2 separate regions of the Homo sapiens genome follow, and region 1 is linked to region 2. Evidence: chromatin loops called from intact Hi-C (ENCODE). Cell type or tissue: natural killer cell. All regions are shown on one strand. Links, peaks and the distances in the headings refer to the core of each region. The heading gives the core; the rest is flanking DNA.

Region 1 (2,744 bases), core at 1-2,500, 90 kb after region 2:
TACACATACACACACTAAACACATACACATGCACACACACGTACACATACACACGTATACACATACACATGCACACGCATACACACACAATGTAAATATGCCCGTGGACCCAGGGTCCAACTGAGTGAACTCCCACAATTTGAGCAACACCTCATTCTACATCCTAACCCAAAGTGTGCTGTAAATACCTACAAGTGCATGGCGATATAAATTTATAAATGGGGGAGAAGAGACAAATCTCCCGTGCAGAAGAATTCTAAACCAATGGCGTAGACACTGCCCCTAAGGAGGAGCAGAGCCCCTCCCAGCCCCTCGACGTGGGCTGGCGCAGGGCCGTCCTTCCAGAGAGCGCGGGGTGGGAAGGGCTGGGCTCCTTCCGCGCGGCTCCACCTGCAGAAACCGATGGAGCTGATCCATCGTGGTTTGCACAGAGGAGCCTGACGGGCTCTGTCTCTGCAGAAGACGAGGCAGGCGTCGAGTTATGAGTCGCACCGGCGATGTTAGGATGGATGCAGATGCTGCTTTACCTCTGGAATCTTCTTCCAAGAAACCTATAACCCCAGCCTCCTCATGACAAAAAGAGCAGGCGAATCTCAGCAGGGGCACCCCGCCAACACACCCGGCCTCTTCTGAGCTGTCCAGGTCGTCAAAAGCAAAACGGCCCAGCCCAGAGGCCCCGGGAGACAGACGCTGAGGAACGCGGTCCTGGAACACAGAAAGGATGTCAGGGAAAACAAATGAGGGACTCTGGACCAACTGTGACTTTATTTGGTCAATAACGCATTAATACTGGTTCATTCATTATAACAAATACACCGAACTAAGCCAGACGGTAAAAACGAGGGGAACTGTTGGTGGAGCTGGGGGGCGGGGAAGCTCTCTGTGTTATTTCTGTAAATCTCAAACCCTTCCGAAAAATAAAGTCCATTCGTTTTTTAAAAATGCTAAACTGGGGCCGGGCACAGTGGCTCATGCCTGTAATCCCAGCACTTTGGGAGGCCAAGGCAGGTGGATCATCTGAAGTCAAGAGTTTGAGACCATCCTGGCCAACCTGGTGAAATCCCATCTCTACCAAAAACACAAAAATTAGCCGGGTGTGGTGGCGGGCACCTGTACTCCCAGCTGCTCAGGAGGCTGAGGCAGGAGAATCGCTTGAACCCAGGAGGCGGAGCTTGCAGTGAGCCGAGATCACTCTACCGCACTCCGGCCTGGGCGACAGAGCGAGACTCCCTCTCAAAAAAAAAAAAAAAAAAAGCGAAACTGACTGTGTTGTCATGCCCCCTCCTCCCTAATTGTGAAAGGCACAATTAGGTGTTGCAGTGGGCCCTGGAAATGGGGTCTCTGCCGGCCCCAGCATGGCAGGACTGGGGTGGCACCTCATGTCTACAGACAGGAGGTGTGGCCCAGGCGGGATCAGCATGGCTCCACCTGCAGAAGCCCTTGGAGCTGGCTGAGCCATCAAGGCACCCCTAGGCATGGGGGCTGCCTGCTGAAGCCTCACTTGATCTGTGTCATCAGAAAAACTCTAGGTGTGGTGGATAGAAGTGAGTCAGTCAGCTCAGTCTGCCATTACAAAACACCACAGAACAGAAATGTATTTTCTCACCTTTCTGGCTGCTGGAAGCCTGAGATCAGGGTGCCAGCGTGGTCAGGTTCAGAAGCTCCAACTCACTGTGTCCTCCCAGGGCCTTTCCTCAGCACGTGCATGTCAGGGGAGAGACAGACAGAAAGAGAGAGAGAAAGAGACAGAGGGAGAGAGAGATGGGGGAGAGACAGAGACAGGACAGAGAGATGGGGGAGAGATAGAGACAGAGAGGGAGAGCGAGAGAAACGGAGAGAGAGATGGGGGAGAGACAGAGAGAGGGAGAGAGAGATGGGGGAGAGATAGAGACAGAGAGGGAGAGAGATAGAGGGAGAGAGATGGGGGAGAGATAGAGACAGAGAGGGAGAGAGACAGAGGGAGAGAGATGGGGGAGAGATAGAGACAGAGAGGGAAAGAGAGAGAAACGGAGAGAGAGAGACAGAGGGAGAGAGAGATGGGGGAGAGACAGAGAGAGGGAGAGAGAGATGGGGGAGAGATAGAGACAGAGAGGGAGAGAGACAGAGGGAGAGAGATGGGGGAGAGATAGAGACAGAGAGGGAGAGAGAGAGAAACGGAGAGAGAGAGACAGAGGGAGAGAGAGATGGGGGAGAGACAGAGAGGAGAGAAAGAGATGGGGGAGAGACAGAGACAGGAGAGAGAGATGGGGGAGAGATAGGGAGAGAGAGATAGAGGGAGAGAGATAGGGGAGAGACAGACAGGGAGAGAGACATGAGGGAGAGAGAGACAGAGAGAGATGGGGAGAGACAGAGAGGGAGAGGGAGATGAGGAGAGACAGAGACAGGGAGATAGATGGAGGACAGAGGGAGAGAGAGACATGGGGAGAGAGAGAGAATTTGTGGGGAGACAGTGCATGAGCTCTGGACTCCCCTGTTATCAGGGCATCAACCCCATCCTGGGGGCCCAGCCTCAGGACTTCATCTGACCCTAATCACCTCCCAAGGGCCCCCTCCAAATGCCGTCACACAGGCTTAGGGCTTCAACATACAGATTTGTTCAGTCCACAGCAAGAAGCCTGGGTTCCTCACAACAGAGCTGTGGCCCCTCTGCCAGTTTCCATTCTGAGCCAGTCCACGGAGCCAGGCCCTGAGGAAGGACCCAATGACATTGCCGAGGATTTTACTGTAAATCTCCTTCCTGGACT
Region 2 (3,018 bases), core at 249-2,748:
AGGCTGGGGGAAAACACTTCCTTCTGCAAGGGCACTGCTGAGCCTCACTTGCTGGAGCTTGCACTGTGCAACGGTAAATTCACGTTGTGTGCCCTCACCTGAGCTTCTGATGAGGACGCTGGAGGGCTTGGCCCTTTGAAGTCCTCACCTGTCCCTCCTTGGGCTGGGGGTGGTGACTAGGAGGGGCTGCACGGCTGCTGCCCGGGTTGGTCCCGGCCATCCCAGCTCCCTGGTAAATAGGCTTCTCAAACTAGGATACCTGGGCCTTGGGCGTTACCTGCAAACCCTGTTCCTCGCTCTAGTTCCCCACTTCCATCCCTCCTCTTGCCTCAGCCCTTCTCATCTCACACGCCACATGGGATCCACCCTTTTTACGCATGTGCAGAGCGTGGCCCCTCTCTGATTCCCTTCCCCTCAGGAGAGCCGGACGTCTCCCTCCCTCACACCCTCCCCAGCCCCACAGCAGCCCAGGGAGCCTTGCCCGCTCCTCGGCCCCCCTGGCTCTCCCAGCCACCCAGGCCTCCTGTGTCCTGAGTGGGCCAGCTCCTGCCAGACCACGGCCCTGCCCTGCACCTGACTGCGTCCCCACCGCGGACCTGCCCCCTCGTTTATTCTCCTCTCTCCGCTCTGCTCTGTCCTTGGCACTGTTTTTGTTTGTTTTTTGTTTTTGTTTTTTGAGACGCAGTCTCGCTCTGTCACACAGGCTGGAGTGCAGTGGCGTGATCTCTGCTCACTGCAATCTCTGCCTCCTGGGTTCAAACTATTTTCTTGCCTCAGCCTCACGAGTAGCTGGGATTACAGATGCCCGCCACCACGCCTGGCTAATTTTTGTATTTTTAGTAGAGACGGGGTTTCACCATGTTGGCCAGGCTGATCTCGAACTCCTGACCTCAAGTGATCCGCCCGCCTCTGCCTCCCAAAGTGCTGGGATCACAGATATGAGCCACCGCGCCCCGCCCTTGGCACTGTTTAATCCATGTGTTGTTTATTTATGTATCCTGTTTATTTTCTGTCTCCCAACAAAGACGTAGCTCCTTCTGGGTAGGGCATTTTGTTCATGCTCTCAGATGCCGCCTACCGCCCTAGAGCAGGAAATAGCGGTCAGCGCCAGCTGTGAGGAGCACAGCATTGCGGCCAACACAGGAGGCACTGACCACGGGGCAGGCGCTATTTAAAAATCGTGGCAAAGGATCAGACGTAACAGAACTCTTTTTGTTTTAATCATTTTTAAGTGTGCAGTTCAATGATGTTAGTTACATGCACAATATTGTGTAACCATCACCACTATTTCCAAAATCCTTTCTATCCGTCAGACAGAAACTCCGTCCCCATTAAACAGCAACTCTGCATTCCTCCGTCCCCCCAGCCTCTGGTCACGTGTCTCATCTACTTTCAGTCTCTACGGATTTGCCTGTTCTAATTATTTCATAGAAGTGGATTCATACAGTACGTGTCCTTCTGTGTCAGGTTCATGTCACTCAGCGTGATGTGCCCAAGGTTCACCCATGCGTCGGGCTCTCATTCCTGAATCGCATTTCTCTGTACGGATAGACTGAGTTTTGTTTGTCTGTTCACCTGTTTAGGAACACTTGGTTGCTTCCACATTTTGACTGTTATGAATAACGCTACTAGCAAAGTGAACACGAGTGTGGTTTCAGTTCCTGTTTTCAATTCTTCCGCGTCTTTTAAGAAAAAACAAACTGTTTTCAACAGTTGCATCATTTTACCGTCCCACCAGCAACATGGGAGGCTTCCCATCACTTGTTTTCTTCATGTTTGTTTTGTTTAGTTGCATAATAATTGCCATCCTAGTGGAGGTAAGAAGGTATCTCACTGTTCTTTTCATTTGCATTTTTGTAATGACTAACGAGGTTGGGCAACTTTTCACGTGCTTGTCAGTCATTCGCATCTTTTTTTTTTTTTGAGAAATGTCTATTCAAGTCCTTTGCTCATTTTGAAATTGTGCTGTTTGGGTTTTGGTTGTTGATTTGAAGGAGTCCTTTTTATATTACGTATATGAATCCTTACCAGATATATGATTCGCAAACATTTTCTCCCATTCTGTGGTGATCTCTTCAGCCCCTTGATAGTGTCCTTTGATGCACAAAAGATTTTAATTTTGATGAAGTACAATTTATCTTTTTGTTGTTGTTGTCATTGCCCATGCTTTTGGTGTTATATCTAAGAATCCAAGGTCGGCCGGGCACGGTGGCTCACGCCTGTAATCGCAGCACTTTGGGAGGCCGAGGCAGGTGGATCACTTGAGGTCAGGAGTTTGAGACCAGCCTGGCCAACATGGTGAAACCCCATCTCTACTAAAAATACAAAAATTAGCCGGGCATGGTGGCAGGCGCCTGTAATCTCAGCTACTAGGTAGGCTGAGGCAGGAGCATCGCTTGAACACAGGAGGTGGAAGTTGCAGTGAGCCGGGATCGCGCCATTGCAATGCAGCCTGGGTAATGGAGCAAACTCCGTCTCAAAAAAAAAAAAATAATAATAATAATCATCATCATCATCATCCAAGGTCATGAAGATTTCCCTACATTTTTTCCTAAGTGTTTTATGGTTTTAGTTCTTAAATGTCAGCCTTGGTCCATTTCCAGTTGATTTATGTGAAGGAGGAGGCCCCGCTCCACTCAGGCCCGACTCTTAGTGTTTTAATATCACCACTTTGAGATCACAACCACCTTAGGGAGCAGGAACCGTCCATCCACAGACACAGAAACTCACCTAGAGTGTGTCCAGGGTCACAGAGTGACCAGTGAGTGGCAGAGCCAGGAGCTGGACCAGCCACCCACTCAACAGGGTGCACAGGACCCCAGACCCCCAGGCTTTACCGCCTCTGGACACCAATGCACAAGAGAGTAAACTTGGGGAGTACCTTAGGCAGGTGGTCAGAGGCCTCGGGAGAGGAGACATTTGAGCAGAGAAGGGAGGTGGTGTGGCAGCCGTGTGGACCTGCTGTGGGTGTGTGCACCAGAGCTGTGCTGGTGAGCGAGGAGGAACTACCCAGGAGGG

What was found. Peaks named below come from ENCODE experiments on the same cell type or tissue, not always from the same donor. Only the 100,000 strongest peaks of a DNase experiment are listed, where the experiment ranks them.
Region 1: it touches region 2 in a loop (6-fold over the local background); 36 of 110 quality-filtered maps call a loop at or near these places.

What each region holds. Positions count from the first base shown.
Region 1 is chr11:357,951-360,694 of GRCh38, forward strand. No RefSeq gene overlaps it. Among named protein-coding and RNA genes, the nearest start is that of B4GALNT4, 10 kb to the right of the region's middle. In natural killer cell, for the core only: no CTCF peak of the experiment used is centred there; a DNase peak (open chromatin) is centred at 1,561; H3K27ac peaks cover 196 bases.
Region 2 is chr11:267,845-270,862 of GRCh38, forward strand. No RefSeq gene overlaps it. Among named protein-coding and RNA genes, the nearest start is that of NLRP6, 9.1 kb to the right of the region's middle. RefSeq lists an enhancer at 1,636-1,705. In natural killer cell, for the core only: a CTCF peak has its summit at 1,737; DNase peaks (open chromatin) are centred at 1,097 and 1,747; H3K4me3 peaks cover 2,071 bases; H3K27ac peaks cover 2,500 bases.